Linked DNA regions of Homo sapiens: region 1 is linked to region 2. Evidence: read pairs that join two places in POLR2A ChIA-PET (ENCODE). Cell type or tissue: IMR-90. All regions are shown on one strand. Links, peaks and the distances in the headings refer to the core of each region. The heading gives the core; the rest is flanking DNA.

Region 1 (6,010 bases), core at 557-5,556, 120 kb after region 2:
TGACTTTTTAATGATTGCCATTCTAACTGGTGTGAGATGGTATCTCATTGTGGTTTTGATTTGCATTTCTCTGATGGCCAGTGATGATGAGCATTTTTTCATATGTCTGTTGGCTGCATAAATGTCTTCTTTTGAGAAGAATCTGCTCATATCCTTTGCCCACTTTTTGATGGGGTTGATTTTTTTCTTGTAAATTTGTTTAAGTTCTTTGTAGATTCTGGATATTAGCCCTTTGTCAGATGGGTAGATTGCAAAAATTTTCTCCCATTCTGTAGGCTGCCTGTTCACTGTGATGGTAGTTTCTTTTGTCATGCAGAAGCTCTTTAGTTTAATTAGATCCCATTTGTCAATTTTGGCTTTTGTTGCCATTGCTTTTGGTGTTTTAGACATGAAGTCCTTGCCTATGCCTATGTCCTGAATGGTATTGTCTGGGTTTTTCTCTAGGATTTTTATGGTTTTAGGTCTAACATTTAAGTCTTTAATCCATCTTGAATTAATTTTTGTATGAGGTGTAAGGAAGGGATCCAGTTTCAGCTTTCTACATATGGCTAGTCAGTTTTCCCAGCACCATTTATTAAATAGGTAACCCTTTCCCCATTTCTTATGTTTGTTAGGTTTGTCAAAGATCAGATGGTTGTAGATGTGTGGTATTATTTCTGAGGGCTCTGTTCTGTTCCATTGGTCTATATCTCTGTTTTGGTACCAGTACCATGCTGTTTTGGTTACTGTAGCCTTGTAGTATAGTTTGAAGTCAGGTAGCATGATGCCTCCAGCTTTGTTCTTTTGGCTTAGGATTGTCTTGGCAATGGGGGCTCTTTGTTGGTTCCATATGAACTTTAAAGTAGTTTTTTCCAATTCTCTGAAGAAAGTCATTGGTAGCTTGATGGGGATGGCATTGAATCTATAAATTACCTTGGGCAGTATAGTCATTTTCACAATATTGATTCTTCCTATCCATGAGCATGGAATGTTCTTCCATTTGTTTATTCGTTGAGCAGTGGTTTGTAGTTCTCCTTGAAGAGGTCCTTCACATCCCTTGTAAGTTGGATTCCTAGGTATTTTACTCTCTTTGAAGCAATTGTGAAGGGGAGTTCACTCATTATTTGGTTCTCTGTTTGTCTGTTATTGGTGTATAAGAATGCTTGTGATTTTTGCACATTGATTTTGTATCCTGAGACTTTGCTGAAGTTGCCTATCAGCTTAAGGAGATTTTGGGCTGAGACGACGGGGTTTTCTAAATATAGAATCATGTCATCTGCAAACAGGGACAATTTGACTTCCTTTTTTCCTAATTGAATACCCTTTATTTCTTTCTCCTGCCTGATTGTCCTGGCCAGAACTTCCAACACTATGTTGAACAGGAGTAGTGAGAGAGAGCATCCCTGCCTTGTGCCAGTTTTCAAAGGAAATGCTTCCAGTTTTTGCCCATTCAGTATGATATTGGCTGTGGTTTTGTCATAAATACCTCTTATTATTTTGAAATATATCCCATCAATACCTAATTTATTGAGAGTTTTTAGCATGAAGGGCTGTTGAATTTTGTCGAAGGTCTTTTCTGCATCTATTGAGATAATCATGTGGCTTTTGTCTTTGGTTCTGTTTACAGGATGGATTACGTTTATTGATTTGCATTTGTAGAACCAGCCTTACATCCCAGTGATGAAGCCCACTTGATCATGGTGGATAAGCTTTTTTGATGTGCTGCTGGATTTGGTTTGCCAGTATTTTATTGAGGACTTTTGCATTGATGTTCATCCAGGATATTGGTCTAAAATTCTCTTTTTTTGTTGTGTCTCTCCCAGGCAAAGCCACATACTCTTAAGAACAAGGCTAGGCTTAACCACAGGCATCCTGACCTCAAGTCCTGTGTCAAAGTTCCACCTACAATGTGGCCCCACAGGGTAGGTCCTGAGAATGTTGTGAGTGCTAAACTGTACTGAATATAGTCTACTCAATTCAAGACATTCACTGAGCGCCTACTGTGTGCTCCTCACTGTGCTCTGTGCTGGAGGCTCAGAAGTGAAAAGGTCACAGGTGCTGTGGGAAAGGAGTTCATAGATGTGTGAGTAACCATGCAAATAAGTAAGGACAATATGGAGCGCTATGTGCTGACCAAAGTAGGGGGATTAGTCAGGGTTCTCTAGAGGAACAGAACTAATGGAATAGATATATAAATAAAAAGGAGTTTATTAAGTATTAACTCACACAATCACAAGGTCCCACAATAGGCCATTGGTAGGCTGAGGAGCAAGGAGATCCTGTCCAAGTTCCAAAACTGAAGAACTTGGAGTCCAATGTTCTAGGGCAGGAAGCATCGCGCACAGGAGAAAGATGTAGGCTGGGAGCCTAGGCCAGTCTCTCTTTTCACATTTTTCAGCCTGTTTATATTCTAGCCGTGCTGGCAGCTGATTAGACTGTGCCCACCCAGATTAAGGGTGAATCTGTCTTCCCCAGCCCACTGACTTAAATGTTAATCTCCTTTGACAACACCCTCATAGAAACACCCAGGATCAATACTTTGTATCCTTCAATCCAAGCAAGTTGACACTCAGTATTAAGCATCACAGGGGGACATGATAGCTCTAGGAGTGTGGGGTGCTTCAAGGAGGAGGGGCATCTGAACTAGGTTACGAGGATGAATTCAGGAGTTTTAAGCATACTCTTTTTTAATTATCAAGAAAAAAGCATAAAAGATTAGTGATTTGTGCAATACTAGACAGTGCCTTAAGATCAAATATTTAGAAATCTTGACAAATGTGAATCTGCACGCCAGACTATATGGCATCAATTTAGGACAGACGGTTAACGTAAAAAGCAAGTGAAGATATGTGAAAGAATAATGAGGTCCTTCTGTCCTTCCTAAAGGGTATATGCTCAATGAAAATATCATGTTACATTGGATTAATTTACTTACCTACTTATTTATTTTTGAGACAGGGTCTTGCTCTGTTGCCCAGGCTGCAGTGCAGTGGTGCAAACATGGCTCATTGAAGCCTTGATCTCCTAAGCCCAATCATCCTGCCTCAGCCTCCTGAATAGCTGGGACCATAAGTGTGTACCACAATTCCCAGATAATTTTTTTTTAAGAGACAGGGTCTCTTCATGTTGCCTAGGCTGGTCTCAATCACCTGGCCTCAAGCTATTCTCCCTCCTTGGCCTCCCAAAATACTGGGATTATAGACATAAGCCATCACACTTGACTTCATGTTACATTTTAAAGCCAAATGAAGCAATCCCAATAGTTAAATGCCATCTGCAATTCTGACCACTTGTTAGAATGGCAAATTCAAAATATTACAGTCCAGTAAGGACATCAGGAACAGCCAGACACTTATTTTCTGGTGCATGTCTGACTGTGGCATGTCAGAAGTTGAGACATTCATGCTGTGAGCTGTACCGCCCCAGCAATTGCTCATGGACTTGTTGTATTAGTCTGCTTTCATACTGCTATGAATTGCCTGAGATTGGGTAATTTATAAAAGTAAGAGGTTTAATTGACTCACTGTTCAACATGGCTAGGGAGGCCTCAGGAAACTTACGATCATGGCAGAAGCTGAAAGGGAAGCCAGGCAACTTCTTCACAAGAAGGCAGGAAAAGTGCCGAGTAAAGGGGGAAGAGCCCCTTATAAACCATCAGATCTCATGAGAACTCACTGACTATCATGAGAACAGCATGGGGAAAACCACCCCCGTGATTCAATTACCTCTACCTGGTCTCTCCCTTGCCATGTGGGGATTATGAGGATTACAATTTAAGATGAGATTTTGGTAGGGACATAAGGCCTAACCATATCAATTGTCTACTGGTGGGCTTTCAGGAAAAAGGAAAATGGAAAACCCACCTGGCCCACTTGATCATGTCCATTCCAAGTCCTATCCTTTGGCAACATCACGCCAAAGACATCAAGGTGGAATTTCTACCTTTTGAGGCCTAATATCCAAAATCCTTTCCTTCCTGTTATTTGCCCCCTTGTTTCAATCCCACCTCCCTTCCTCTCCCTCTCCCTCAATTCTCCTGCCACCCCTCCCCCAATCCTCTAGCATATGGCTTAGTGTCATGGAGATGTATCAAGTTTCTGGGTAGAAACTGAGGATTTCATTTCCAGTTAGTTCCTCCTCCTTTCTTCTTCTCCTTCTCTCTTCCTATTTGCCCCTTTTCTTCCTGATGTACACTATTCCTGCAGCAACAGCATTTTACATTATACTTAAATTTCACCTAGGATAGGAGAGACGTGTGTCTCACTGAAAGGATATAGGACAGGCCACCTTTCAACAGGAAGAAAGAAAGGTGGTCATCATTGAATTTTAAAACTCAATGGAATAAAAGATCAGAATGTGGCTTCCCCACACAAGGCACTCTTTCTTTCATGACAGGTCAGTGTTTGGATTCATTTATTAGCATGAGGAGGTCAGCTACACAGGAGACACCAATCACTGCCTGCCTATTTATATGCAAAAATATGCCTGCTGCTCTAAGCAAACCCACTCTGATCTTGGCCTCTGAAGCTACATCTGGTTGAACCAGAGCTGGGCACCTGAACTGAATTCAGTCTATTTATAGGCTGGCCAGCTATATATCACTTGGTTGCCTGCATCAAAAAATTAGCATGGGCCCATGAGGCTCTCCATTTAAACATTTTAAGTTGAGAAACTGGAAATCTGAGTCAGAAAGCCACAGCAGCTAAGTTACAGGAATATGAAGTAAACTCGAGTGGGCCACAAGGAAGCTTAAGATAAACCAGAGAATTGAATGAAGCAAGTGGACAGTGAGAAGAGATGGCATGAGTAGAAAGAGAGACTTCATGTCCCTAATGATTCTGTGGTTTCTATTTGAGTCTATCCTTACAATCTTCCTCCTCCTTCTTGCAGGAATATGTTTCAGTTATTTGCAACCTAAAGGAATCTGACTAGAATGTAAAATCATTGACCTAGTAATATGATTGCTAGTCTGAGCCTGGAGGTAGCTCCCGTTTACTTCCAAGGCTTGCCAAAGATTCAAATGGAGTTACCAGGAATTGTAAGTTTAGTCAGTCTGAATTATGCAAAATGTTAACCAAAAGCTACACTGACCTTTGATGTCTGAATTTCCTCATCAACAGGCTAATCCTTGACAGAAACACTGGAAGGATTTCTTCTCTGCAAAACTACCCTCTTCCTTCACGCTGAATCATCAGAAAGAGGAGCCGGCTGCATCCCTAAATTCATCCCTTATTTTAATTAACCCAAGGATGACATGGAGGCCTTGGAGACCCTATACAGTGCTGTGTGTTCAGCAGTAAATATCCACCCATTGTAGTCAGGAGCCAGCATCTTCATCATCCTTTCTTGTTAGAACAAACTTGTCCAACCCATGGCCCATGGGCCACATGTGGCCTAGGACGGCTTTGAATGCGGCCCAACACAAATTTGTAAAGTTTCTTAAAACATTAGGAGATTTTTTTGTGATTTTTTTAAGCTCATCAGCTATTGTGTTAGAGTATTTTATGTGTGGCCCAAGACAATTCTTCTTCTTCCAATGTGGCCCAGGGAAGCCGAAAGATCGGACACCCCTATGTTAGAACACCAAGGTCTATTACTTTGAAGTTGTTATCCTGGATTACCAATCAGAATTTGTGTTTTCACCATTACTAAGCCTACTCTTTAATTCTCTCAATCATCTCTGCTCTAAGAGATAAGGAATGGCAGGAATTATTAAGAGTGAGAGGTTCTGAAAATCTGGTTGGTTTATTTTAGAGTTCTATGAAGTATTCATTTCCTCCTTGTACCACCCCCCTTTGTTTACAAGTGAGTATCCCTCTGTTGCTCTCCTTTGGCACAAATATTCAGATGAAAAACATCCACATAAATGAGCGGTGTCTTAATCTGAAGAAATGTGCTCTGCATCCCATCAATAGGAGCTCTAATTCCCCTATGGTTCAGGACACTCCAGTGACTCAAATGACCTTTCTGCCAAAGGATCTGCATCACTTCCTTTGTTCCTGTTCTACATAATATGGAATTACAATAATGT
Region 2 (6,010 bases), core at 731-5,730:
TTTTGATAGACTGAAGACCCCTGGCTAATAGCAATGTGGGCATATTGACTATCTGTGACATAACACTATGTATAATTTAGAACGAGCTGCTTGAATAACCGTGTTGTAGAATATTCAGGGCTGTTAAAACTGATGATGTAGATCTACATTTGTTGAGATGGAAAGCGGCCAACAATATTGCTAAGTCGAAGGAAGCAGACTACAGAACAGCATGATTATGTAAAATTATTGCATATTTATACTGCTATCTATTTACAGATCTGTGATTATTCTCTGAAATGTTAATAATAGTTATCTCTGGGTGATAAAATTGTGGGGTAGTTTTTAAATTTACTTAGTTTTTTGTGTTGCTTGGATTTTAACAGTAAGCAGTTATTTTTACAATCATTGAAAGAAAACAATACAGATTGAAAAAACTTGTTGAAAAAAGCCTCATTTAAAAAAACCTTCAAATTTGCTAAAAGATGCTTACTATATAACAAAAACAAACTCTTGTATGAATGAGCAAATAAAAAAATCATTTACCTGCCTCCATAACTGAACCACATAACTGACTATGTGCTGAATATGGTTAACAGTGAAAGGGATGAAGGGACGCCGTTTTGAGGAGAGGCACAGGGGAACTCAAGCTCTCCTGACCTGGTGTACATACTATGCACACTTTTTAAGTGCCTGAAGTATGAAGTATCACTTCAAATATTATTTTAACCCAAGCTTTGATGGCAATTGATTTACAGGTATGGTATTTTTCTAAGTTCATAGCCTAAGGGACAAGAGAGAAAATATCCCATGACTGACAGCAAAGAAATGATGACTTCATTCCCCATGGCAGTTTCTGTTGCAAAGAAAAGAGACATACACTGTTGATCACAGTACAACTCAACACTTTATTCCATTGTGATTGGTATACATGTAAGATTGAGACATCAAGAGACTAAAAATCAGTGCAGAACTTCTCTGAACTAAAGGGCCGTGAAAGGCATGATTGGTTTTGGCACACAGAGTGGATAACCATACATTGGCTGGAATGAGGTGGTCAGGAAAATAAAATGCACAAATCTAACACCATGTTGAAATCATGTCTGAGTTCTGGAGAAAGTTAAAGTGTAAATAATTACAAAGACTGACATGCAACTCTTTACCTTACATTATTCATCTACAGACTATTTTTCTCCCTTAGAGATGAGGAGATGGCCTTAGTAATCTGTTCAGAGTAGCTGAAAAGACCAATCAATACACATTAGAAAGATCTGCCTGATTTCTATAGCAATTCATTATAGCTGAAGAAATAATGCTAAATAATGTATTTTCTCTATATCATCCTTTAACTAAATTGAATCACATCACCCAAGTAATTCTGACTTAACTTTTACTTAGTTAAATATAATTTCTCCTGTCTTTTAATGTCAAAAAGCAGTTTCCGTTAGTTTATCCATTGGTGTATATCACAACAGATGAGGAAAACTTATGTGATAGTATCTTTCCTTTTCAAAAATAACATTATGCTAATGAGAACATCAAAGAAGTAATACTATGCTGCAAGTAATTTAGGTTTTCACATCATCAATCATATAGGGAGTCCAAAGAAGCCAGCCTAGCAGGTAACATAGCAGAGCAGAATGCAATGTAGAAGAGGCACACAGAGTCTAAGTGATTTCTCCAGACAAAAGAGAAGGAAAGACAGAAAGAAGCAAAAGAAAGGAAAAGTGAAAAACAGCCTTCTGCAGAACAAATTGTTACAAAGAAAAATCTATTTGCTTGCAATTGATTAAACATAATAGAGAAGAGTTCTTTGATTTGGGATGATAGAAGTAAAGATATTAAAAATTATATGCTGGTAAGCCTAAACTGGCAGATTGGGCCATTTTTCCTGTGGTTGTATTTGAGATGTTGAGCTCTCACAGGGAGAATTTTTGCTTTTGCCAAGGAAGGGCCAGATTTAACCCAAAAGGACAACCTTGAGAACATTTTTTCTTTGTTAACTTGGGCATGTGGCTAACATTCGTTCTCTCTCTGGTAAAAAGATATTATTCATCTCTGATGAGATGGTTCAAAATATGACAGTGACCAAGACGTGGTTTATTCACAGGATGCACATAATTGGATATCTGCATATGGCATGAATTAAAAAGTTAAGCAACAAGGAAGAGAAGGAGGAGAAAAAAACTTTTGCAAATTTCTGACATAAAATAATCAAATAAAAGGGAAAGATAGTGGTTAAGGATGTTTTCATTTTCTCAGAGGTTTCTCCTTCCATCTGCTACGGGGGAAATGAAATGAATGAAAGTAATTCTCTTTAGGTCACCAACATAAGGAATAATTTGACTGCAAACATAGAAGTGAGCAGAGCAAGATTTGAAGTGATACTTCTTAATCTCTTTGATTCTTAATCTTAAACAACAAGCCACAGGCAATACAGGAAAGGTGGAGATGACTAGGAAGTGTGATAATGTGCCTGGATCAGTTACCATTCATTGGAAAGTACCGTTTCCCCTGCCTGTTAATAGGCTGATTCCTGCAGGTTTGAGTAAAGGAATCATCTCTTCCTTCAGTGCCGCATTGTTCTTTGTAAGAGATCCGTGTCAGTTCAAAGTTGTGTAATTTAAAGGCTAGAGAAGAAAGAAGTTTAAATTGGATCCCACAGTAAATATTCACGGATATTTCAAAGTAGAATTGTCCACTGTCTGGGGTTGGGTTCAAGCATCAAGGTGATCGCTTCCTGAACATGTTCATTGACCATGAGGAGCTGTTTACTCTGGCTCATATTAGACTACCAGTAATTATTTTCAGACATGATGTCTCTTTTGAAAGAAATGACTTTGCTGGACTAGGATAACTGCAGGGGTAGAAGACTGGAAATACGGTGAGTCAGGGTAGGTGGAAACAGAAATGAGTAGAAGGAAAAAAAAAAAAGAGTTCCTCCAAGGTCATATATGGTCAGTAATGAAGCAAAAATTCATGGTATGTGACTTAAAGACTTTCTAAGACATTGTACCCATGGGATGTTTCCAAGCTTCTTGATCTTTAATCTTTTAGCAACCTTCTGATACTGGATTTACCTTCCTAGGTGTGGTGCCCTCCTTCTGGAATTTAGATCTCTGGGGCAAACCCTGTCAGGATGTGCCTCTGTGTAGTTAACACTGCCCCAGACAGCAGCTCTGATTTCAGTCACAGTTCTGCTGAGAAGCCTGTCTGCCCCTGGCAGGGGTGAGGGGAGGGTTGTTGGTGGCAGATGTAGTCAGAGGCAGAGGAGACCAATGGCAGACAGGGTGGACCTGCAGGAAGGTAGCCAGAAGGAAAGACCTTGGGTTTTACCCAAGGTCAAGGTGGCTGTGATAGAAGAGCGAAAGGCAAAAGTAACTAACTGAATTTCAGAATTCAGAAGTAAAAGAGAAAGGAGGAGGATCCCTGGACCAGGGACTTTCACAGGAACCAAACATGATTCATGAAAAAAAAAAAAAAAAAAAGCAAGCTTATCTGACTGATCAAGAAGACATTCTTCAGAATATACTGGCAACTAAATAATTTTCACACCAAAAATACAGACACTAAATGAGTGTTTCCTTACTGGGATTAATCACATTTTGATAATTCATTAGCTCTGTATCTTCTAGGTTGCTTAATTCATTTAGCAAATCCACAGCTTAGGTACCACCTCGAGGGGAGGGAGGGTGGGGGTGTTGAATGAAGCAATTCAACTTAGAATCAAATTTTGTAAACAAGAGTTAGTAGCACAGTGGCACAGTAGATTGTCAAGGAAAACAACAGGAGTGGGCACAGAGTCATCGGCCTTGCCTGTGCGGTCTTGCCGGCTACCGGGGGGGACTCTGCAGCTCAGGAGTCTACTTTCTTGTTAATTAAAACTGAGCAGCAGGTGAGCAGCCCATCCACCTTTTCCAGTTCAGACATGCTCACGGGGATCAGCATATGGTCCTTCAGTTTCTCATAAACCTACAGTGGGAATCAAGGAAAAGGAAGAAAAGAAGGATTATGTTTTACCATCCTCAGAAGTGGAGAATCAATTTGATTTGTACATCTAGGCTTTTCATTCATTTAATCCCAAGACACACAGGCAGTCTCAACCACACACATGCCCACAGTCATCCCTATAGAGCTGGTGGGAACTGGTTAACCACTAGCCCTGTGCTTTAACCTCAAGGCCAAAGATGTGTCAGAAATGTGGTTTTGCTAGAGATGCCTTTACTCTGCCATTGTCATTGCTAGATTAAGTGGTACATGGAAGTTGGTGACCATGTGTCAGTCTGAATATTACTTTCTCTTCACACTTTATTTTTATTTATTTATATATTTTTGGAGACAGGGTCTTGCTCTGTCGTCCAGGTTGGTGTACAGTGGCGCGACCATGGCTCACTGCAGCCTCAACTTCCCAGGCTCAAGTGATCCTCCCACCTCAGCCTCCTAAGTACCTGGGACAAACAACAGATACACACCACTATCCCTGGCTAATTTTTATTTTTTATTTTCTGTGGAGACAGGGTCTCACTATTTTGCCAGGGCTGGTCTTGGGTTCCTGGGCTCAAGTGATCATCCTGCCTTGGCCTTCCAAAGTGCTGGTATTAAACAGGCATAAGCCACCACACTAGGCCTTCTCTTCACAGTTTAAAACCCTCTCAACTATACTTTAGGTTTATTTTCTTACCAACACTGCTGGAAAAATTTGACAAGATATAACTTAAGTATTTCAGGTTAAACTGCTTTTAAATTACAGGTATGAATTTTATTAGCATCTTTTGACACTAATAGAAAGCATATGTCAAAACTTCAATTAACAGTTCATAGATTGTTCTGTGATGATCAAACAAAGCATATTTTTAAAAACAGAATCACTTGAAAGTGTACTGCCTAATAACAATCTCCTGTGCTTCTTTAGGAAGCACTGCGTTTCTTAAAATTCAGCACAGTGGTTAATTAAGAGTGTTGGAGCCAGAGTAGGGTCCCAAACCCAGTTCTGTCAACCTACTACTTAAAGAATTATTTCAGTGAAGTGACATTCCCTCTGAGCCTCGGTTTACTTCTCTGTAATATTGGAATAGTAATGTTGCCCCCATAGGGCTGTTACAAGGACTGAATAAGATAATACACCTGGGATGCCTGGCACCCTGCCTGGCACCGGGGAAGCCCTCAGTAAACAGGGATATTATTAATACTATTGTTATTTTTGAGAGACAAACGGCTGAATCAGGGGGGCAGTGAATAATCATCTGGTAGGTCAGATGATCAATGTGGCTAAAGAGGGATGAATGATTCAGACCTGTATTTCTCAAAGTGAGTTCTGTGACTGGGTGCTTGTTGATATTGCAGATTCTAGGGTGGGGGTCCAGGAACTTGCATTTTTAGCAACCCTGATGTGCATTAAAGTATGAGATCCATTACTCATCTAAGAGCTGGGTAAGCCCCAGTTCTGGGTCAGGAGTACTCTATTTTCCTCAGGTTCACACTTTCAGCCATGGAAATAGAAAAAATTATCTATGTATTCCCTCACCTTTTTCTTTTTATCTGCTCAGAAAGAGGCTGTGATTAGAGAGTGAACCTAGTAATTATATCATATTGCATATTTAAAAGGTAGTATAAAATATTTTCTAATATTTGCGAAGCTTAAGACAAAAAAAAAAGATCAATGATTACTAAAGGCTCTTCTGTAATGCATAGTATAAATATCTTGTTCCTCCGGGCAGAGATGAGATGCTGAGTGCCTAGAAGATATGGACACTTGAAGAATCTATGGACGAGCACTGTTATGTTTGCTTGGTAGGGTAAAATCGAAATTACTAAAGTATATAGATGAGACTGGCAGAGTATGCTGAAAAACAAGGGAGATTTTCTTAGACCAGGAAAAGCATTCCAGATCCAGAGAGAGCTCCCTTATTGGAACACAAACACAGAGACTCCTGGAGCGACCAGTTGGCTGATTTCGAGTGTACCATATTACTACCTGCTCTATCTTTTCAATGAAGAGCTTTTTGCTACCTAGCACGGGCAGTTTCTTCTT

The links. ChIA-PET counts read pairs that join two places held together with the same protein. Peaks named below come from ENCODE experiments on the same cell type or tissue, not always from the same donor. Only the 100,000 strongest peaks of a DNase experiment are listed, where the experiment ranks them.
Region 1: POLR2A ChIA-PET joins it to region 2 with 27 read pairs; 1 of 35 experiments calls an interaction of 5 or more read pairs at or near these places.

What each region holds. Positions count from the first base shown.
Region 1 is chr1:85,442,699-85,448,708 of GRCh38, forward strand. The region is part of intron 1 of DDAH1 (dimethylarginine dimethylaminohydrolase 1); the gene reads right to left. Among named protein-coding and RNA genes, the nearest start is that of DDAH1, 19 kb to the right of the region's middle. In IMR-90, for the core only: no CTCF peak of the experiment used is centred there; DNase peaks (open chromatin) are centred at 3,413 and 4,673; H3K27ac peaks cover 1,101 bases.
Region 2 is chr1:85,317,618-85,323,627 of GRCh38, forward strand. DDAH1 (dimethylarginine dimethylaminohydrolase 1) reads right to left here. Exons shown (of 6, transcript NM_012137.4): 6 at 868-3,951. The coding sequence ends at 3,835. Among named protein-coding and RNA genes, the nearest start is that of BCL10, 44 kb to the left of the region's middle. In IMR-90, for the core only: no CTCF peak of the experiment used is centred there; DNase peaks (open chromatin) are centred at 2,904, 3,404, 4,144 and 5,254; H3K27ac peaks cover 1,518 bases.